Linked DNA regions of Homo sapiens: region 2 is linked to region 1. The links are chromatin loops, found by intact Hi-C in ENCODE. Cell type or tissue: B cell. All regions are shown on one strand. Links, peaks and the distances in the headings refer to the core of each region. The heading gives the core; the rest is flanking DNA.

What was found. Hi-C counts contacts between places; a loop is a spot of excess contacts. Peaks named below come from ENCODE experiments on the same cell type or tissue, not always from the same donor. Only the 100,000 strongest peaks of a DNase experiment are listed, where the experiment ranks them.
Region 2: it touches region 1 in a loop (8-fold over the local background); 2 of 110 quality-filtered maps call a loop at or near these places.

The regions. Positions count from the first base shown.
Region 1 is chr1:221,152,290-221,164,165 of GRCh38, reverse strand. No RefSeq gene overlaps it. Among named protein-coding and RNA genes, the nearest start is that of LINC02817, 180 kb to the left of the region's middle. In B cell, for the core only: no CTCF peak of the experiment used is centred there; a DNase peak (open chromatin) is centred at 6,555; H3K4me3 peaks cover 589 bases; H3K27ac peaks cover 371 bases; H3K27me3 peaks cover 695 bases.
Region 2 is chr1:221,063,687-221,075,562 of GRCh38, reverse strand. LOC101929750 (a long non-coding RNA gene) reads right to left here. Exons shown (of 7, transcript XR_001738479.2): 3 at 8,461-8,604. Among named protein-coding and RNA genes, the nearest start is that of HLX-AS1, 190 kb to the right of the region's middle. RefSeq lists a silencer at 6,370-6,419. In B cell, for the core only: no CTCF peak of the experiment used is centred there; a DNase peak (open chromatin) is centred at 6,152; H3K4me3 peaks cover 1,984 bases; H3K27ac peaks cover 3,972 bases.

The sequences.
Region 1 (11,876 bases), core at 2,209-10,208:
CAGGATCTCCTTCACTCTGAGTGGAAAATCCCTGGCCATACACAAGACTTTTGCTGTTGTAATTTACTGGCTGATAAATTAGAAAGGCAAAGCTCTGACTTGTTTAGTCCTGGGTTAGGGAAAGAGAAGTTGCGCTTGATTAAACAGATTGTTTAAAAAAAAAAAAAAAAGAAAGAAAGAAAGAAAAAGGAATGTTATCTAATCTATATTGCAGTGGGTCCTTAAACCCAGCTGAAGGATTCATCCACCACAAGGCATGTTTCGGGAAATCACATCACATGCCAAAACAACACTCAAGTTGAGATTTGGGTGGCAGTCATTTTAATAAGGCAAGTTATGAAAGAATAAAACTCTATAGGGATGTCTTCATCCATTTACAGACTTTAACTGAATGCCACAATGGGACACACTGTTGGGGATACAGAGGTGAATAAAATACTCCTTGACCTCAGGGACCTCACAGTCTAGGGCATTCTTTATTGGAAGGTAGGCATATACTTAAACTTATCCTATCAGAAATTGGTTCTTAATTTTTGCTCCCACAAATAAGAGAGAACATGCAAAGTTTGTCTTTCTGTGCAAAGTGAGGTCTCCTTGGTTCTTGGTTGAATGGAAACTAAGATTCTGTAAATTAATTGAGGCCAGTTAGTCAAGAACAAAAGCTACTGATGAACAAAACTTTATCACTTTCCTTTTCTCTTCATGACCCCAGGTGAAACTTAAAAACAAAAATCATTTCTTTTCCTATCTATACAAAATGCATTTCTATTTCACTCACGATTGGGTAAAATCTTCTTTGCAAAGATAAACCATGTATGTCAAAGCCTGAATTTTTAAATTTCCTTCTCTTTTGCTGAGCCCTGTAAGGGTGGTGGCTGGGTATTGGTCTTGTAGCAGCTTTTCAGTTTCTTTATTTGGTCCATAAGCATATAAATGGCTCCTCCCATATATTCACCAAGCATCTCTACCAACTGCTTGAGGGTAATGTCCTGGGGAAAGCCCTGTATTTGGAACCGAGAGGCTAAGATTCCAGTCCCAGCCCTGCTGCTGACTAGCTTTGTGACCTTTTAACCAACCACTTTACACAGTTACTTTACTCATAGACTAATGAGTTACATTAGGCAATCCTTTTACTCCCTTTCCATCTTATGAGTCCAATAGTTGTACATTTGAAAGCCAATTATATCTTTAGGACAAAGTATAAATATTCCACTCTCCACGGTAGTATATTAAGTGTTGACAAATAGGAAAGGGAATTTTAATCTCCATTCATATTGGAAATAGACATGTAATTAGATTTACTACTCTTGTCTAACTTTTCAGAACCACCCTCCATTTTTATAAATACTCTTACTGACCAGAGAGTCCTGAGTTGTTTCTCTCTCACTTTTCACTCCGTAACCCCTCCTGCTGCCCAATTTCTATTGACTCTTACAATATTCCAGGGATAAGCTCCAAAGCCACTGTCCCCAGGAAGCCTTCCTCAATTGCCTCAGCCAGAAAAAAGAAATCTCCTTCCTTTGCATTTTTCACCGATTGTGCAAGGTAGCACAACTTATGTCATTTAACTCTTTCTATTGTGTTGTATAATGGGGATGGATATTTTCCAATGTTCCTGGGATTCCTGGCAGGAAAACCCTGAGAAACCATGAAATCCTATTCCCTGGGCTGTTGCTGATGTTCTACTTAGACACCAATAAAATGTGCAGTGACTTTCTCTGATTGGTGGTACTACCACTCAAAGCTATCATATTTCAGAGCCGTTAACAAGCTCACCTTCTGCATTTTGTTTGAGTCTTAGTCACTTAGAGGGCTATGCTCAGATGTGACTTGGGCCCCAAAGATGAACCAAATGCCCAGCAGACATTGTGGTGTAAGAGTTAGAATTCTGATTTGATGTCTCAGAAAGGCTACTTTTCAGCCCCATTTTTTCTTTTTTTCATTTCTAAGTTATTGTTTTCTTTTTTCCTCCCTTCTCTCTTTCCTTCCTTTCTTGTTTCCTTCATTTCTTTCTTTCTTTTTTTTTTCTTTTACACAAAGTAAACACAATCATGGTTCTACTGCTTTATTCTGAATCCTGCTCCATGCGAACAGGAAGTCAAATCCTGTAAGTAGCTGTGGGTTGGGTTCCAACTGGTTTTACCAAATAGTTTAAAGATTTGCCAAGGCTGGCAGCTTGTCTTCCAAATCTTCATCATAGAATTTGCTACACAACAGCAAAAGTGACAAGTAAGCACAGGGCTGAGCAGCCAGGAACACTTGGACTTTCTGCATTTTCAATTATTTAGGCCAAAATGAATCACTTGTTTTCTTTTCTTTTTTCTTTTGGAAACAGTTTTACTTCCCATTTCCTCACTGGACACATAATTTTGATTTATCAGCCCGACAGTCCTGAGTAAAAGGAAGTTTTAAACAAAGCTGATGCCATTGCCCTGAGTTGTTTTTTTTCTTTTCCCAGCAATATCTTCAGAAAACACTTTGGCCTTCTTAAAAATGCAAATCAGCTTGTGCCTAGCAAGCCTCATGAGCAAACCTCATGACTCCCCAAGGCTTCTGAGTCCTCATTCAAGGACTTTGTCTTATAAATTCCACTGGAACCTTCTTCAACAGCAGTCCACTTTCAACTGGGATAAATCTGTCTTCCAATATTATGTCTTGTAAATCTCACTCTGCAGGGGTATTTCCAATCCAGCTACTGCATGCTTTCTTTATTGACTAGGAATGGATAAATCAGTTTTCCATTTCTCTTCATTATCCATTGCTGATATTTTGATGTGGGAGCTGTTTAGAAGTTTCTGATCATAGTACATTATTATAAAAACATCTCTTGACCTGAAAATTTTTAAGACACAGACAGTGTAATTTACATCTCTTTTTGCTACATTCTCAAAATGAATCTCTCTATGTTGGAATGGAAGGATGACTATTAAATGGGAAGTTTGCCTTGTTGGCCTAAAAACATCACACGCATTTTCCCATACTCCAATGTTGCAATAGATTTAGATTGTCAATAACAATTATTGGGTGCTTATTATGTTTGCATGTTTCAACTCAATTAATGCTCACAATAATCTTTTGTGGTAAGTATCATAATTGTCTTCATTTTACAGATGAGGAAACTTAGGCATAGAAAGTTAAATAACTTGGCCGGGCGCGGTGGCTCATGCCTGTAATCCCAGCACTTTGGGAGGCCGAGGTGGGTGGATCACGAGGTCAGGAGTTCAAGACCACCCTGACCAACATGGTGAAACCCTATCTCTACTAAAAAAAATACAAAAATTAGCCAGGCGTGGTGGTGCATCCCTGTAATCCCAGCTACTCAGGAGTCTGAGGCAGGAGAATTGCTTGAACCCAGGAGGCGGAGATTGCAGTGAGCCGAGATCACGCCACTGCACTCCAGCCTGGGTGACAGAGCGAGACTTTGCCTCAAAATAAAATAAAATAAAACAAAATAAAATAAAATCAAAAAGTTAAATAACTTGCTAAAGGTTCAATGGTCTGTAAGTGGCAGAGGCTGAATATAAACCTGGGAAGCCTATCTCCAGCATCTCTGCTTTTAACCATTATGCTAAGCTATCTCTCTAGATTTAAGTGTTCAACTGGGCAATCTCAATTCTATGTTTTTAAACATTATTTTTGCAATTATATAATGCTTTTAACTTTCTAGACCGTTATCTCATTTTTGCCTTAACAGTTAGGTAGCGATATTCTATGTACATATTATATTCTATTACATATATATTCTATTCTATTACATATTATATTACATATAATATATATATTACATGTATATTCTATTACATATATATTCTATTACATAGAATATAATATCTCCATTTTATAGATAAGGAAACTGAGGCTGGGAGAAGTTTAGTGACTTGTTCAAAGGCTAAATGGAAAAGTTGGTTTCTGAGCCCCAGTCTTCCAACTCCCAATATGGTGCCTATAATTGGGCCTCAATATCCTCATCTATGTGCAAAGTAGCTAAGAAACCCTCCAGTTCCCAAAGAATTGGTCTCTGTACTACTCTTATTTATTGAACACCTTCTCCAGACTGTAAACCCTATAATAACAAGGGCAGGACCTAACTCGTTACCTCCTGTGACCCCCTTCACCTAGCACAGAGTAGGTGTTCAGTAAGCATTTGTTGCAAATATAAATGTGCCAGGTACAGTGCTAAGTACTGGGGTGCAAAGATGAATACTGGTTAGCCCTTATATTGCAAGTGAGGCACTCAAGAGGCCCCTTGCAGTTATGTAGGTTCTGCAAGCCCCACAGTCATTATGTGGACAATGGCTCCCACTGTGTTGAAGTCACCAAGAGATAATTGACCATGACGTGAGTTATGTGTCCCAAGTTGAATGGCGTCAGGGTCAATTACTTTATTTTAAAGACCACAGCAAAGAGGCCCATTTGCAATGTGGTGCTCACATCATTAAAACAACATTTAGAAATTTCATTTTAATCTAAATGATGGGTTTCCAGTGCTGTGTAGCTATCAAAGCATAATAACCTGTGTGCTAAACACACCTCCCCAGCTCTCAACACAATTTGGAGAACCCCAAGGAATATAGATGTGATTGATAGAAACACCATGTCTGATCTGTTTAACCCAGTCTCCAGCCTGACAAACTTAAAGCAAGTTTTGTTTTGTTGTTTTTTTTCCAACACCTCCAAGAGATGAAAGAGTGATTTTTACAGTGCCAGCATTCAGGTTTGAAGCTTAGCTTATTTAGGAGTGCTAGATAAAATACAGGAGACCCAGTTAAATTGGAATCTCATATAAAAAACAAATTATTTTTCAAGTAATTATATACCATGCAATATTTGGGGTACATTTGTACTTTTAAAAAGTGTTTGTTGCTTATCTGAAGTTCAAAGTTATCTGAGTATCTTGTATTTTTATTTGTTAGGTATGGAAATCTTAAGATTATTACAAAAATTAATAGAAGCAAATTAAAATCTTCTTTATGTGATTGACCTTGCCTATATGGAATTGAGTAAGATATGGAAGTCAAAGAAGAATAGAAGATGAGGTCTTCCATTAGGTCTATCTTTTAAGTCTGTCTTTTCAAGGACACAGACATATTGCCCCAGAGGATGTCCCTGTCATTCTTGGATGCACCATAGTGTAAGGTCATTTATGGTATTTAAGCATAGTAGTTAAGAGGTGGGCCCTGGAAACATACTGCTGGGATAGAAATTCAGCGTCCATCAGTTACTAGCTGTGTGACCTTAAGCATGTTACTTTCATTTTGCCTCAGTTTCCTGATGTGTAAAATGGAGATATAAAAAGTACCTACCTCACAGGATTTTGTGAGGATTAAAAGAGTTACTATAGTGGCATTAATAAGCATTCAAGTAAATGTTTATTTTGCTCCCACCAATATCATCATCATCTTCATCATCACCATCATTCTCACTCCCACAGACAAATTGTTTTTTAACTAACTCTTCAACTGGCTTCAACGTTTCCTTTAGATGTCTCTATGTTTCCTCATTTTAATCATCTAATTGGTAAGGAATTGCTGATTATTCAACTGGTGGCTAGTTACAGAAGTTTGATCTGAAAGTCCTCACAGAAGTAGGTGATTATGTTGGGTCTACATGGTGCTAAAATAACCATGTGAAAAATGAAAAGTGCACTGAGAAATTCAGTAGAGATAACTGTTTGGAACACCTTCAATCTCCCAAAAGATGTTTTGGTTAAGATTTAGTCTTTAGTGAAATAGGTTTCTGAAGCCAGACACAGCTCACAAGTAACTCAAGCATCTGTACATTACTAAGAATGGCTAATATATGGCTGGCGTATTTGTTCATGCCTTTAAATTCACACCTTCTGTTCAAATAAGCAGAGTCCAGTAGTAATTCTCACCGGAAGGCTGCAAAAGTGTGGGAAGGGATATCACTTTAAGGGGCTCCATTTATGATATAAGAAGCCATTGTGGCATGTTGTTAATTTTATGCACATGGTGGACTGTTGAAAAGCAAGGAGCACTTGTGGGGAGCCGGAAAAAGATCTCCCGAGATCGCTCTACTAGGTGATTGAGTGTCCATGCCTGGTGCTTTTCAGCAGTCAGGACTAGTTTGATATGCGAGCTACATGCTACACACTACTTTAACCTTTTGAATCAACTTAGTAGCTCCAGCTTTCTCGTAATTCTTTAGTATACCTCATAAACCAGTTTTAAGATGCCAGAAGATTTTTATCCAATAAGGCTATATTGATACATAATGCAATATTTTTCAACTGCCTTGTGTAATGTTTTTAGGGTTTCAACATTTTAATTTTTTAAAAAAATAAAATGAACCCCAAAAATATTTTATCATATTCAGATTATACAACTCCAATATCTTGTGGCTAAGATGAATTATATTTTGATTAGTTTTTTTTAATGTCTTAAAATTGCTTTCTAATCATTCTTTTAGATGTGCCTCACAACAGTACGTGAACCTCATTAGTGCTTCTCTAGACTACCATTGTTTGATGCATTTAGTGAATACAAACTTTTATGCAAATGTCGTTAAGGGACTAGCAGGTGCAATAACAAGAATGATGTTTACACAGTCTTTGCAGATATGACTGACTGAGGAATCACTCATATGTTGCATCATTAACTGCTAGAAATTAGGAAGTGAGAAGTGGTTTACAATTTCTGCATTTTATTTTAATATGTACTGAAACTGCTTTTCATAATTCCAAATACATCTTCTAACATTTTCTTTTAATATAATATTCTTTAAAATCACACTCTAATACTGCCATGGACTTAACGTCTATGCCAAGAAAACAAAATATTTTTAAATATTAAAAACCAATGGAACAGGTCACAATACAGATCTGAGGCATTCCCCAATTACCTTGAACTACCTTTGCCGTTTGGAGAAATTTCCTGTGAGAAGCTGTCTATCTTGCTTTCTTCAGCTATGGTCTGGTTTTGTTTTTATTTTTGAGGAAGACCTAAGCAGGTCTTTATGAAGGCACTCTAAACGTGTGGTCTCATTCTCCCTCCTTGTTACTATTCATAAATCTATCTACCTGCCACACTGACGATGCAGATTGACTTCTGTTTAGCCTTCTATTGCAATCTCTGATTGTTAAAGAAAATTTTGACTAAAGCCAATAGTAAATTAACTTATGTCAATGTGTCAAGGTTTGTCTTTTTCACTAGGGTTCCAGTTCACCAAAGGCATTATGATCCTTGGAGGGCTGGCAAACTGGCACTCAAAAGAAAAAAAAAAATCCTAATTTGTATCCTTTGTTTATTTCCAAGGTGTGAATATTCCCAGCAAAGCCAATTTTAAGTTACAAATGATTTAACAACTGGCTGGCAAAACCCCTGAATATTCTCTTAAATCCATACAAACTAGCTGTAAAAATTCAGCAAAGACTTTTGTCAATAATGCTTCTACAGATAATCTGGGAAATTGTGAATTATTGACTTAACAGTGGATATCAGTTGACATTTGGTTCTTAAGCATAGCAGAGACAATTTATTTTATTTTTATTTGTATAAATTTATGAGATACAGGTATAATTTTGTTATACGCATAGATTGTGTGGTAGTAAATTCAGGGCCTTTAGGATATCTGTCATCCAAATAAGGTTTATTGTGCCCACTGAGTAGTTTCTCATCATACACCGCAGTAAGGAATTCCTGCTATATATGAGGTGCTTTCTAGTTCTGTGGGAAATGCACAGATCCAAAGATGGCTCCTGATTTCCAAAAACCCACAGCCCCTCAGGAAGCAGAGAATATATAAGAAGCTATAATAAAAATATGACCATGAGAAGTGCTATAATAAAAGCACAAACTTAAATAGGAAAGGAAGAAATACCACGTAAACATAGCAGAGAAAAATTATTCTAACAGTTTTTAGATTAAGTTCAAGCTGGTGAGTGATTAATTTTTAAATGAAAGCAGAGCATTTGTACATACTTTGAGTTAAAATAAGGAAAAATGAGGGTTTACAAACAGGCATGAAACTTGTAACCAAATTTTTCAAAAGACGAGGTGGCCATCTTGCCCCAAACTGATTGATAAGCATAGTGAGACAAGTGTTCCTTTTTCTATTTCCAACATCAAAGTCATATTTTTTTCTTTCTTCCTGGAGTTAAGCTTAAAATGTCCTGCAACTAGATCAACATGCGGTTATGTTTCACCATCTCCAAATGTGGCAAAGAATTCCTGTTCCAACCTCCCAAAATACCATCCCATAATAAACCAGTCCTGGATAGTACTAATTATTAAACATTAACATATGCAGGCACTGAAAAATGGTTTGTATATATCATCACATTTAAATGTGAGAGATCCTACTTTTTCCACCCACTTCTTTTCCCTAAGCACCACTCCCTAATAAATCTTCCTCACAATATTATCCTACAGTCACTAGAAAAAGGAAAAGTGTCTCTTGCAATGATTGTGAGCTGAAGATGGCTTATAAAGAACAGGAAGAACCTGGGGACTCTGCAGTGCAGACCCCAGGAGAAAAAAGACGTCCCAGGAAGAGAAGGCCAAAGTATGTTCTGGAGATAGCGTTAAGGGAACATGACAACATTTAGCCCAAGGGTAAAGGAAAAATTTGGTGCAGGGCCAGAGAAAAAAATGGAGAAAAGGAAAGAAAAATAAAATAAAAGGAAACCATATCCACATGAGGAGTTTTCATTGTGCAAAGCTGTGGGATCTAAGACGGAAACAACAGATAAGACACTTGGCAAAAATCTCTACCAAAGCAAAACACCTGATAAGGAGATAAATGATGTAGGCATAAAGAAAAAAAAAAGGAGAAATAAAGAGCAAAGTGGAAGTGGGAGGATACAGATAAAACCAAATGGGAGACTACTAAATTGATCCATGAAAATTACAAATAAACACAAGCAAGTTTGAAGACAGATGACAATGGAAAAAACCTCAGTAATAGCAGCAGATGTTTTCCCTCAAGAACCAAAGCAGATAGGAGACCCTAGAAGACATGGCACACGGGAGCATCCAGAGACTCTGTCTTCCTCCAGGCCATGCAGACACCAAGGACAGCAGCAATAACAGAACAGCCAACTCCCCACCCCCAATCATTCTCACCCCAGGATCAAAGCTAGCTTCTAGTCCAGTAGGAAAAGAGTGAAGTTCTTAACTGCCACTTTTTTCTTAAATGGAAGAAAGAACTCACCTAAACCTAACATCTTTTACCTCTGTTAACTCACACAGGCCCACCACCAACTCTGAAAGAGTTGCTATTAAACCCATTATAGAAATGAGAAAACTAAAACTCAAAAGAGTTAAGTAGCTTGCCCCAAATTATTTGCAGTTGCGATTTGAACCCATATCAACCTAAATCCAAAGCCCATAATTATTCCTCAACAACACACAGCTCCCCCATCTGGTTTGTAATGATTTTCAAAGCTATTTCTTGTTTGTTGCTTATTTTCACTACCCCAGGAGGCTTGTAGTGTCCTGCACAGGTACCATAATTCCTTTTCGAATAGTTGAGGAATGGAAGCTCAGTAAGTTACAGAACCTTGTCTGTGGTCAGTCCCAGCTGGAAGCAGGGGAAGGACGGCCACCACGATCTTCTCATTTCTAGGCCTAGCTCTTTCTAGGACAATATATCTCCCGTGTTATGATGAAGAAACTCAGTAGACAGCCATATACAGAGAACTCACCAAAACACAGCCAAACTGTACAATATTATTTACCCAAATTGAAAATGCAAAGATTTCTGAAACACACACCATGTTTCTGGTAATGTGCTAGATAGAGCCCAATCTCCTGCCCAGTTTCATAGAGACTCCACTAATATCCAACATAAGAAGACGAATGCACTCTTTTACTTCTAAAATAATCCTTTTCTATAATCAGTGATGATTTTAGAAATGATCATCTTTCTAAATACATATTAAACATTCTACTAGCATTCAAAAATCAGATTACTTTATGATTGTGTATTTCACTAAACGTGAAATCTCTTTCTTTTTCATCCCTACTGCCACTGCCCTTAGTTAGACCTTCCTTACTTCCCAGCCAGATCCCTCAGATGAAATCCTGAAGGTCTCCAAGCGTCATTGTGCCCTTATCTATTACCCATAAAGCTCATGTGACAATCTTTTATAATACAAATGTGATAAAATCACTTCCCTGTGCAACATTTTCTTATTGAATTCCATGGTTGAATTCCATAGTCAGGGAAAGGAGGTCCTTCAAGACCTCTGCGTCCTCATGTCGTCTCTTCATTTACACACTTTTTCTTCAGTCACACAGAACTGCAGTTTGCTAAATGAAAGTCATACTGTTTCTTGGTTCATTGAATTAATATTTATGGTCTTTGCATGGGATGCCCCTCCCATCTTCTTCACCTGGCCAGCTCCCACTGATCTTTGAGACTTAGGGAGGGCACTGTTTCCTAGAGAAAAACTTGGAGGCACTTTGGGAGGCTGAGGTGAGAGGATTGCCTGAGCCCGGGAGTTCAAGATCAGCTTGGGCAACATAACAAGAGAAAAAACTATCTATGAGAAAAAACTAGGCGTGATGGTGAGTTCCTGTGGTCCCAGCTACTCAGAGGCTGAGGCAGGAGGATCTTTTGAGCCCAAGAGTTCAAGGTTACAGTGAGCTATGATCATGCTTCTGCACCACAGCCTGGGCAACAGAGCAAGATCCTATCTCAAAAAAAAAAAAAAAAAAAAAAAAAGGCCGGGCGTGGTGGCTCATGCTTGTAATCCCAGCACTTTGGGAGGCTGAAGCGGGCAAATCACGAGGTCTGGAGACCGAGATCATCCTGGCTAACACGATGAAACCCCGTCTCTACTAAAAAAAAAAAAAAACACAAAAAATTATACGGGCGTGGTGGCAGGCGCCTGTAGTCCCAGCTACTCGGGAGGCTGAAGCAGGAGAATGGCGTGAACCCAGGAGGTGGAGCTTGCAGTGAGCCGAGATTGCGCCACTGCACTCCAGCCTGGGCGACAAAGCGAGACTCCGTTTCAAAAAAAAAAGAAAAGAAAAGAAAAGAAAATCTTGGAGGAACTCATATTTCAGTCTGAGCCTCTGTGCTCCTCGGCACCCTGGACAGATATCTATTTTATCATAGTTCTTATATTTCTCTGATCTTCCATTATAAGCTTACCAGGCTGTCCCTTAAAACTAGATCATGAGCTCCTTAAGGACTGAAATTGTTCTCTTTCTGTTGTTAAAGCAACTTCTCCAACAAGTTGACTACAAGCATATAACAGAGATTTTCCCAAATTTTTCACCAGGGAGGAAATTTTTCCAAAACTCCGATTCAAGTATGTCTCTCTTATAGAGAGGGGGAAAAAAGAACTATAAATATCTGATTATTTAATTAAAATAATATCTAGTTAGCTCCCAACTAATGGTCAACTAGGAGAAAAAGCAATCTTGTTGTTGTTGTTGTTGAATCAGAGTCTCACTCTGTCGCCCAGGCTGGAGTGCAGTGGTACGATCTCAGCTCACCACAACCTCCGCCTCCCAGGTTCAAGCAATTCTCCTGCCTCAGCCTCCCAAGTAGCTGGAATTACAGATGCCTGCCACCATGCCAAGCTAATTTTTGTATTTTTAGAAGAGACAAGGTTTCACCATGTTGGCCAGGCTGGTCTCGAACTCCTGACTTCAGTTGATCCACCCCCTTCAGCCTCCCAAAGTGCTGGGATTACAGGCGTGGACCACCACACCCAGCCTGAAGTATTTTTATCAGTTATACTGATAGTATCCCAAAAGAAGGTAACATATTACATCATGCAAAACTTTCTGCCCCACAGCTCTGTCTCAGTGCCCAGCAGGATGTTACATGAGTAGACACTCATAAGTATTTGAATGAATGGAAGATGCATCAAAGTACTTAGTTATAAAAATTCCAGTATATTT
Region 2 (11,876 bases), core at 2,114-10,113, 89 kb after region 1:
CCTGTTAATTCCAGCTACTTAGAAGGCTGAAGCAAGAGAATCACTTGAGCCCGGGAGGCAGAGGTTGCAGTGAGCCGAGGTTGCAGTAAGCCGAGATCGCCCCAGTGCACTCCAGCCTGGGTAACAGAGTGAGACCTTGTCTCAGAAAAAAAAAAAAAAAAAAAAGGTTGGAAGAATAAAAATTAAAATTTAAAAATGAAAAATAAAAACATGGTATTGTACACTTTAAATGGGCAAATTTTAATATATGTGAATTACATCTCATTAAAATTTTTTATTAAAAAATAAATTTAAAAAAGAAACTCTGACCTGGATTCAAATTTGTGTTTTAGCCCCATTTTACAGATGAAAGAAATGCCGCACAAGGAGACTAAGTAACTTTCTCAAGGTCACAAGGCCAATATGTATGAATCGAGATTGTGGAAAGCCAGAGTCTGTGCTCTTACCCATTCAGTGGCACAGCCCCTTCCACATAAAAGAAAAATGATACCTACTTTTTAGAGTGGTGAGAATTTAATGTAATTTAGGTAGAGCACCTAGCCCAATGGCCATTGTACAATAAGTGCTCAGTAATGAACATCTATAGTTACTTTAGTTAATGATAATATTCTACCAGTCTTTTTCCTACATTGTGTGGGCTGCAGATGCCCATATAGTCCTGCCCCAGGCCAGACCTGCACAGGAAACTGCAAGACCAAACAGGCTTCATTTAGATTTCAGGGGACTACACCTTCCTATGCTTTCTCAAGTTGCTTTATCTCTTTCCTAACTACGGAAATAAACTGAAAGTTACATACAAAAGAAAAACAGCCACCAGACAGGAAAAAATCATTGTCTTTAGCATCCAGGAATTAATAGATCAATTTTGTATTTCCACTGAGAATTTGTTTTTATCCTCAGCACAAGCCTTCTGCTCAGAGCAGAGTTACAGTTTTACTCACAGTGAGTGTGCTGGTAAATTCAGCTTTCCTACAGGAAACGTGAGACTTGTGACAAGGTTATTGTGAAATCTAGACAAGGTTTCTTGCTTCTGACTGCTGTTGGCTTGCAACCAAGGGAAGACCCATCAACTCAACAGTCTTCAGAGCTGACATGTAAACAGGACAATCTGCATATTTGCTAATGTCTCCTCTTGCCATGCCCCTGGGCTGTGGACATGTACTGGTCTGTGGCCTATTAGGAACAGGGTTGCACAGCAGCAGGTGAATGGCGGGGAAGTGAGCATTACCACCTGAGCTCCACCTCCTGTCAGATCAGCAGCAGCATTAAATTCTCAAAGAAGCAGAAATGCCACTGTGAACTGCATATGCAAAGGATCTAGGTTGTGTGCTCCTTATGAGAATCTAATGCCTGATGATCTGAGGTGAAACAGTTTCATCCCGAAACCATCACCCAACCCTGCCCACCTCCCACCCCTGCTCAGCAGAAAAATTGTCTTCCATGAACCAGTCCCTGCTGCCAAAAAAGTTGGGGACCACTACCCTAAAAACCTGAATTCCAAGAAAAAAAAAAAGCAAAATCTTATAATATGAGGTCCCAATGTAGCAAATGTCTAATTGCCTATTTAGCTTATATAAAATAAATTCTTACTGGAAGCCTCAAAATATCCCATGTCAGTCATTCAAATTAGTTGTGATACTTTAGAACAGGACTTCTTTATCTTTAGGATCTACAGATGTATTTTAATGATCTGAAATTGTACCCAAATCCTCTAGGTACCTGTATAGTTGTTTTCGTGAAAGAAGCAGCTTTACTTTCTTAAATAAGATCTGCAACCCAAAAAATATTGAGAATTATTGACATACACATGTACTCTGCACAGAAAAAAATGTTCAAAATCCATTGCTAAATCACAAAAAAAAGTTGCTGTGTATTTCTGTGTTATATGGTACTTTTTTGAAACAACAAATAAATTTATAGAAAAATATTATAAATATACACCAAAAATAACAACAGTGAATATCTCAAGATGTGAATTTGTGAGTGATTGTTTTGTTATGTTTGCTTTTAGCTTTTGTATGTTTTGCATGTTTTTCTACAATAAGCATGTTAGTTTTAAAATGTGGGAAATCCCAGTAAGTGTTATTTTCAAGCTAATTTCAAAAAGCCTTTATAAATCGTAGTCCATATACCCTTCCTTACCATTATTACCCATGTTACTGCCAAATACCTCTCTGTCAGTATTATGTGATCTGGGTCATAAGAATACACACTCCAGTCTAGGAAGGCCTTCCATGGACTGGTCAGATGGCCATTTCTGGGTCGCAAAATCTGGATGGCACAAATGTTGGTCCTGGTTGAGACTTGAAGAGAGGTCATACTTCTGTAAGAAAAGAAGACTAGAAACTTTGAAGAAGAAAAAAACGGAAATAGAAGAAAAGCTGTGTAACCCAGAAACAGCTCAAGCTACACCTTAAGTCTGTGAGCAAGCAGTGCATTTCAGAAAGGTGGATGTTGCCGGTAGGACCTTTCTAACTCTTCAGCTCTTCAGCCAAAGCAGTGAGGAAAATAATGTTTACATCAAATGCCCATTCATGTTTTGTTTTAGTGGCAGAACTAAATTATTCATCCAAATGCTAGAAGGCAAACACATTCCTCAAGGAGAGTCTGGCAAGCTGTCCAGAAGTTAACTTACTGTTGAAAGTCTTGTCAGTGTGCAGGATTTAGAAAATGGGAGCTTTGGGAGATTGGGGATGCGAGAAGTATCTACACTATGGTTGACAGATTTAGCAAATAAAATACAGGATGCCCAGTTAAATTTGAATTTTAGCTAAACAGCAAGTAATTGTGCATAAAATATATCCCAAATATTGCATGGAACATACTTCTACCAAGAAAAAATATTGTTGTGTATCAGCAACCCTAATGCTTAGAAAACAAAGAAGAGCGTATCTGCATGGGCATATTATCTCACTCAAGACAGACAACGTACATACATACTGAAGGGAGGGTGGGTAGAGGTACAGAAAGTCTAGGGCTAAGGACAACTTCTTTCTGGACCTAGAAAAGGCCCCTAGAAATAAAGTGAAGCAATGAGTTGAATAAACTTCTTGCTTTCATGTAAGAAAATTGGGTCTTTCTAATGTTGTACTTCTTGGTTTAATATTGGTTAAACCAATATTACCCCAAAAGCAGAAGGCAGAGAAAACCAGGAAAGTCCCAGGGTACATAGTGTGCAAGCAGACAGCAAAAGGAACGTGCTAAATGGCAAAGGGTAAGTCTCAGAAGTGTTGCAGTTGGGGTTGAAGTAAGTGTTGGTTGGTTATGCTTAACTTTTCCTACAGCCAAGATTTCAGCACTTCATCTGAATACCTTGCACCTTGCAAAATTGTTTTCCAGAAAAAGTGCACTGAAAAATAAAATCATGTTTTTTTAAAGTTAAGGGAAAAGAGATATGTGTTGATGCCTAGATCTATGTGACACCAAATGAATAAAAAGTAGAAAAATATCATCTTCCAGATGTTTCATCTAGGTTATAACAGCATATTTTCACTTTCCATGCAGATGTTTGGCATGTAAATGTAGGCTGTGACTAAGATACTGAAAAGCACTGATTGAGAAATCAGAAAAATGTCATTTTTATATTGTCCACAAACGGCCACTGAAATATTTTTTCAACTTATTTTTGGCCTATCTTAAACATATAATTGGCCATGAAATTACTAGCTCTGTAATCTCATAAGCTAAATGAAACATTGATATGACTTCTCAATTTTCTGTTTTGCTCATGTATATCCCCTTGCTTTGTTCTCTGAGCATCTGATTAAGGAAGTACTCAGTTTCCTAAAGCCAGAGGATTCCAGTCCCACTGAAACCTGCTCGTGCCTTCACCCTCATAGTCTCCCAGTGAGTGCAGTATCCTGGAAATTTGGAGTCTGACAAACCATAACAGCTAAAGTTTGATCATGGAAGCACAGCCACCACAAGTGATATGAAATAAATGGTTTACTGAAGAGGTTAGACTCGACAGCATTGTGGGAACTTATAAAGAAGCCTATGGGAGGCTGTTGCCTTTGCATCTGGCAGTAGCCTTGAAGTCACTAGAGGTCAAGAAGGCTGGCAATCAGGAAGACAAGCTGGACATGAACAGAGAGACAAGACAAACTAAAACCCACATCTGTATCTCATGGCCTCCAACCTCAACAATATAGATAACTTGCAGAAGAGACTGGTGTCCTTTGCCGTGAAGCTGCACAAGGTTCCTGCCATGGCTCAGGACTCAAAGAACTGAAAGGAAGAGATCTGCTGAAAACTAGAGAAGCTGTGGACCCAGCCATTGCCCCACACCAACGAGGTGAACCAGCAGATAAGTGATGACGTGTAAGTTGACACTGTCATGGTGCCTGGCATCCATATGTCCATCCTCTGAGCATAACAGCTGCTGCTTCACTTCTACCTTCCATATCTCATGCAAATTTTTCTTGTGTCCAACTCCAACCAGGGCCCACACAAGGGAGGGGATTTGGGTATGCTGAACCTCTGGCAGGGAACAAAATCTCCCCATAGCGTCAGGCCTGTTTCCCTGTTCTGGCGTTATCTGGCTGGGGGAATTTGGCAGAGTATTCAATCTCTGCAAAACTCTGTTTCTTCATCCATAAGGTTAACATTTATTAAATCATTTGAAAAGCAAATGTGCCAAGTGTTTATTGTATACAAGTGAACCCAAATTGCTACTCATTCTGCTTATATTCTTGTTGATAACAACATCTTCACTGGGACGTTGTTGTTTGGATTTAATAAGAAGGTAAAAAAGAATCTAGCATATAGGAAAAGCTCAATATATGTTATTAACCCTGTGTGCATGCTCATGACATGTTCATTTTTAGAGTAAGCCAACCTTTGGTGCATCTAATGAGTCAACCTTCCCTTGGAGCTTCCTATGCATGAACCTGAAGAACTACCATCAGGGGCAACCAACTCATGATTGTATTCCCAATGCCATTTGCAGTCATTCCCAGATTTTTAAGGAAATGTCTCACTATGCTGTCTTACCATAGGCAATATAGATAGCCTTGGCTCTCCTCTCTTTAGATTCGTACTCAGAGAACTATCTGCTAGTGAAAAGGAAAAGAGTGCAATCTACCAGGCAAAATAGAAAGTTAAGGTATGGAAGGTGCTCACTTTCCAAACAGCTGCTACAGTGCTATTATTAATACTGCCATGGTTATTTTCACGTAGGATATCTAGCACAGAAGGAAAATCAATCTCCAGCCAGGTCTGGGAGGACTCAGAACAGAGCTTCAAGGAGAGCATAACAAATGCCCCAAACTCCTTCTGCTTACTTCACTTAAAGTCTTATTAGTATCATCATTTCCAACTGGGCAACAACCACATCTGCCTCCCTTCTGCTTTCTCAGCCATCGCCAGTGGCAAGTTGGTGGTTGGATATTTTAGGTGGGTTCTATATGGTGGTTTTCAAAATTTTGTAACCCAAAACTTAGCTCTCCCTTCTGCATGGAACTATTGTGATTTAAAATTAGTAGTCAAGGTAGTTCCTCAATTAAGGAGTATTTGGAACAGGGAAAGTCTGCCTGAATAATGTCTGATTCTATACTTTCACGTGAATGTACTCCAACATGTACATCCATAGGTAATTCTGTATTATGGGGGTTATTAAAAAATATAAAGTTTGAAGATATCTTCGAGTCATTTTACCTGCTAGAACAATACTTGTCTAGTATCAGTTAACTGGTCACAAAGGAGAGGTCTTGTCTTACTCTCAACAGTCTCTGATGGTGTCATTTGAACACTGACACATGCAGATATTTTCTCTCTTTCTTTCTCATATGTGGTCTTGTTGAAACTCCACAATAACTGCGTTTGGAATCTACAGTCATATAAATTTAGATCATCATGGGAGATAATTATACTGTGGAAATGATACGATATTTACATGTCGAAAAGGAGTCATAATTCTTCGAAATAGATGCCTGCTAGCTTTCTTAAGAACTCATTTCACAAATTCAAGTTGAAACAAATGAATACATGTTCCTCTTTTTGCTTCCTCTTTTGAGCAATTTTATGATTGAAAAAAAAAGACACATTACCACAATGGAAAATACCTCATTTTTCCATTAAAATGTGCTCTTTTTAAACAGCTATCCCCCCACCCACTTCCCTGTTTATTGGGTTAAAAGGAGCCATTTCTAGGAGACCAAGCCAAAGTCTCAGCAAGGAGGTGGAAAGCTAGGTGCTTGGAAGGCTAGTCTGTTACCTACCCTACACTACAATGACTGTGGCAGCATCAACAACAGCACCAAACCAGCCAGCTGGAAAGTGAGAACAAATCATTCTAGTGACTGACAGTTTGGTCCCCTCTGTGTCCCAGGAGAGGCCAGGCTGATTTTCACCCACAGCGGGAGGCACTGGTTCAATCAGGTCTTCTTGCAGCTAGTGGATCCAGAATCAGAATGTTCTTATACAAATACCACTTTGTGTCCTGAAAAAGAGAGATTCCACATGGACCCAAACTACAGGTGTTTGTACAAGAACATTCTGTGGAATCTCTCTTTTTGAGGATGCAAAGTGCTATTTGTATAAAATGGCTTCATTTCACCAGCAATTTTGATTTCATTTTTCAGCCTAATTTGGGTAAAAAAAATGAAACCAAAATTGCTAATGAAATAAAAACCAATGTTTCATGGGTTGAATTTTTAACTTTTTGTATTAGCCCAACAGCGTCCATCTCTTCTAGTTAAATATCGACTTCTCTCCAGGTAGATATTCTAAAGACAAATGGAAAATTCAAACAAGTATGCTGACCTATAAAATGATGTCGACAAATAGTTTAAAGGGTTGACCAAATACTTTGCTCCTTAACTTGATTCTCTCCTTTTTAGTTAGACAGTTACAGTGTCATCAGAGAGAAAATAAGGAAACTAAAGATTGTTCAGGATTTGGCTCCTCACACTAATTTTATTCTCATGAGTTAAGATTTCCTTGATTCAAAATAGGGCTCTTCCCCTTTTGTTCATCTTTCCACAAGGTTCACACTCTCCTAAGGCCTGGGATTTCTCCTTAGACAGCTTCATCCCTACAATTATCTCAGGATCTGTGCAGATTCTCCACACATGGTGTTATTCATAGCATGCAGATGGGGTATTCCTATTCCTAATAATTTAGGTTAGAAAAGTACATTATGGATAAAATACAGCAATCTCTTAATGATCTCTTCTACATGGATAGCAAGCAGAAGTGCTCATGAATTCTAGGTAATTTAAGTTTATACATATCAGAAAATATTACCAAAAGCTTCCAACCATTTCTCTCTTCTCTCTCTCTCTACATACATTCTCATTCTCTCTCTCTCTCCCTCCCTCAAAAAGTATCTCTGCAGCATTTCACACAAGAAATTAATTAAATCCCATTGATTCTTTCTGGGAAATATGCTACTGAGCAGGAACATCCACTTAAGATGAAAAATACTAAAGGTGAGGAAGAGAAGCAAAAGTTTAGGATAATCTTCATGCTGGATTATAACTTAAATCCTGAATAACCTGGATTTGGCTGAACTTCACTCTTTTTTATGTTGTTTTCTTTTTTCAAATAAACTTCAAGGCATGAGATCGTGGTACTAAAATAGAAATACAGTGGAATCATGTTATTGCAAAAATTTGGCAAAGCTACTGGTGAAATCATGTCCCCTGAAACATAACAATGACATACAGTAAAAGCACAATTCATTTCAATGTGCCCATAAAGAGAGTGTTAGCTGTTCCTCAGAGTCTACACTGTAAAAGGGTTTCAGCATATTTAGTGAACCAACATTCAACTCAGTAATTCTTATCTTGCCAATAGCATATGTGGTATGTTAAAATCCACCTCTCAGTAAATTGCCGTGTGGCATATAAAATGTATTAAAAGTACACGAAGCAAAGTTGTTCTAAGGGTCTGCATTTCATTTTGATGTCTGATCATCGGTGTATTATTTTCCTGTTCTATTATTGTTATTATTTAATTTGTCTATGGTGCTTGATCTTGATGGGGAGAGGAGAAAGAGAACTAGTGGGTGGGATTTTTTTTGACATGTATCAAAGGGGTGATAGACAAAAATAGAGCTGAGATTGTTAAGCCTCAACACACCATGCCTTCTGACACCAAGATTTGTCCATGCCACCAGATTGCTGGGATTTTGCCTCCTGCTCACAATCTAATTACCAGGCTCCAAACACAAATGTGCTAGCATCCCACACAGAACATTAAGTTGATGCTGCTGAGCCAGCCTGCACTGAGGCACAGGGTGACAGGAGTTTCCAGGTTTCTTTCACTGCTTGCTTCCAGTTACATGGTTCCATAGCCCCAACCTCTGCTGGCACAACCAGATTCCTTCCACTGAGCACCATATCATTTCACTCCAGTTAGGTGCAAAGGAATATATCTGAGAACGTGTGAGAAGCCCACAGATTTTCCAAGCCTGTGTTTAAAGCATTTGTGAAGACAAAAAGAAGTGAGATGGCTTACATGTTCCATTCAGTGACATGAATTATCTACGGTGATGGAGGGCCTGTTCCAGGAGGGAGAGGGGAGTGAAGTTGAGGCACTGGCCACTTCCTGCTCTTGATGTCGCTGGTCCTGAGACTTCTGAGCTGGTGACTTGTCCCATTCCTGTGTGCGAGGTCCACAAATAAGCTGACATCAAAGATTGTTACAGTGAGAAGTAGACGGGCAGCTCAGTTTAGGATGAGGAGTGGAGAGAGAAGAAAGGAAGTCATTTCCATATAACAGTTGTTTAAAGGAAATTTAAAGCAGATGCTTCCAAGACTGGACACTAGACAGAAACTAGGCCTTTGGGGAGGCTAATAAAATTCAAGTGATGAAGGTCTTCTTTGGGGAAAAGCTGTGTTTTTCATAGGCCCTATGTGAGACCACAAGAGTCAAAGAATTCACTGGAAATATGAAACTGATTTGCATCATTTCTATGAAGAGGCAGACAAAATGTATGGCAATTTAAATATTTTGTCTTTCAACCACTTAAGATGATACGTCACTGGACACAGTCTGGCATTCAGAGTGTCTTAAGAGAAAAAAGAATGTTCCTAGAAGGTGAATGTACTAAGTCCAGAAATCATAAGACCCAGAAGACACTTGAGGCAAGGAATTTTAAAAGTCAGAATGCACGTGCTAATGCCTTTCCTAGGATCCAACTAGAAAACCTCATTTCCCTTCTTGAATATAACCTTTTCAAGTTTTATTTCTCCAAAATGAAATCTTACTTCCTTCCCAATTTGCTTCTCTCCTGAGTTCAGCAAAATTTGTCTTAGCATGAAGACTACCCAGAAAATTTACCCAGGAGAAACAGATTTATATAAAAGATGATCTTATATTTCATCATGGATAATCCTGTGTCATTCATTCATCACTAAGCAATTAACCCCTATGTACCATATAATATGTTCCATGATACTATCAATGGCCTTCTTTCTCTTCTTGGTAGTTGGGAGTTTTGTGTTAAATCAGAAGTTTTATATGCTTTCTGAGTATTTTGCTTCTCAAAAACTGTATTATTTTTATTTTAATTACAAAAAGGATACATGTTTTGTGTAAGTAAAAAAATATAGCAATACATGAAGAGAAAGCTAAGCCCACCTTCCTAAGGTAACCCATGTTAGTAATTTGGTGTGTATCCTTCTGTTCTTTCCCTCATACTCATACAAGCATATGTTGATGTAGAGAAAAACTGTCTTTATGTTTGGTAATGAGCTCATTCTATAAACATTATTCAGTATCTTGCTTTTCTTTGCTTTTTTTCCACAGCAGAATATTATAGACCTATTGAAAACACTGGCTTCTCAAATATGGCAAAAAACACTGAATTCCAGAAAACTTTAAATTACTCATATTTGCTTATGGATAGGTAGAAACCTGCTACAATAAGGTAAGAAAATACCAATTGTAATACTAACTAAAATACCCAGATTCAAAGTTATTTTCTTTAAAGAAATAAACTGTCTATTTTAGCAAAATAAGTTTAAAGGAAGGGAGGTCCCATAGAATGTTTAACACTCATTTCTTTCCCTCTTTCTTTTAAATATCTTTCTCAGAGACTGGCACCTGAATCATTTCCTACCCCTAAACTTTAATTGTTTTCATTTGCTTATGAACTTTAAATTGTTCATATTTGCTTATGGATAGGTAGAAACTTGCTACAGTAAGGTAAGGAGATACCAATTGTCCCCTTTCTTCAAAATACTTCCTCTGGCTTCTGAAGCTCTGTATAAACTGCCCACATTTCTGAAAGTAGTTGAAAAAACTGCCGATGCCCCTGGGAAAGTGAGATCATAGGGAGCCATCGTCATCATCCATGGACATCGGGCTAGGAAGACTGGCTGTCAGTACATAGCTGAGTCCTGAAGGAACACGGGAAAGACTCACAAGTGTTGACAGGAAAGAGGATGGGCCAGTAGGGGTGGGAAATCATTCAGATGCCAGTCCCTGAGAAGGATACTTGAAAGAAAGAGGCAAAGGAATAAGGGTTATAAAAATGCAATGGGACCTCCCTTCCTTTTAACCTATTCTGTTAAAATAGACATTTTATTTGTTTAAAGAAAATAACTTTGAATTTGGATTTTTTTTATATAGTATTGCATCAATGTTAATCTTTCTGAATCTGGTCACTATATTGTTGTTATTTAGGAGACTACCCTTGTTCTTTGGATATGCATAATGAAGTAATTATGGAGAAGGGTAATAGTTATTGCAACTTACTCTCAAATGCTTCCAAAAGGAAAGGGAATAAAGAGGGGAAGGAAGAGGAAGAAGGGGTAAAAGAGAAGAACAGAAAAAAAAAAGGTAATAAGTGTTCCTATAATATTGACTAATTTCTTATTTGCTTCAATGCTTTTTGTTTGTTTCAATGCTTAATCTAAATTAAATTTCTTCATTCTCACTCTTAAAAAGGAAGGAGGAAGAGAACCCAGCACAGAAAGTACAGGAAAACATCATTCCTTAACCTCTTTAAAATTCTTTCATAAAGTAAACCACCTCATTCATCAAAGATGTGATTTTATGTACAATAAAGTATTTTTAAAGGTTTTGCAATTTTGTGGATCTTTCAGAAATTTAGCCAAAAAAATTCAAGAGTGCCATGAGCTCAACTGAACAGACCTTTGAGACAATCAAGTCCAATCCCTTCATCATACATTATGCAAGTAAGCAGACAGGAAAGGAAGAAACTTTTGACAAAATTTCAGAATGGTTTCTAACCATATCTTTTTAGGATTAATTTCCTCTCTAATAGTTATTTTGAAGGCCAAATTCTCATTTTGAGTTACATGGTAAGTACACATTCCATTAACTATGTATTTTTAATGGAGAAAAAATGCTGTCCACATTTATCTGTATATGATAGTTGCTTCAAAATATTGTTTCATGTTAAGTGTCTTTGGTTTGTTTATTTCATGTGTTTTTTTTTTTTAATTAAACTTAAGAGAAGGGAAGTCAGTTATATTGTATCCGTATTTTTACTGACCATGTTCTTTCTTCCTGATGTTCTAAGGGTTCTTCTTTCGGCATTTCTTTTCCATGTAGAGAGCTTCCTTCAGCTGTTCTTTTAAAGCAGATCTGCTGGTGACAGATTCTTAGTTTTTCTTCATCTGAGAAGGCTTTGATTTCCCATTGATTCCTGAAGGATACTTTGACTAAGTATAGGAATTCTAGGTTAACAGTTATTTTCTTTCAGCACTTGAAAAATGTTGCACCACTTCCTTCTGGGATCTATAGTTCCTGGTGAGAAATATGTTGTCATTCAAATTATTTTTTGCCCTGCAAGTAAGGTGTTATTTTTCTGTCACTAAGCACTTTGAAGCTTTTTAAAATTGTCTTTAGATTTCAAGTTTGACTCTATTGTGTCTTCATATGGATGTCTTTGGATTTATCTT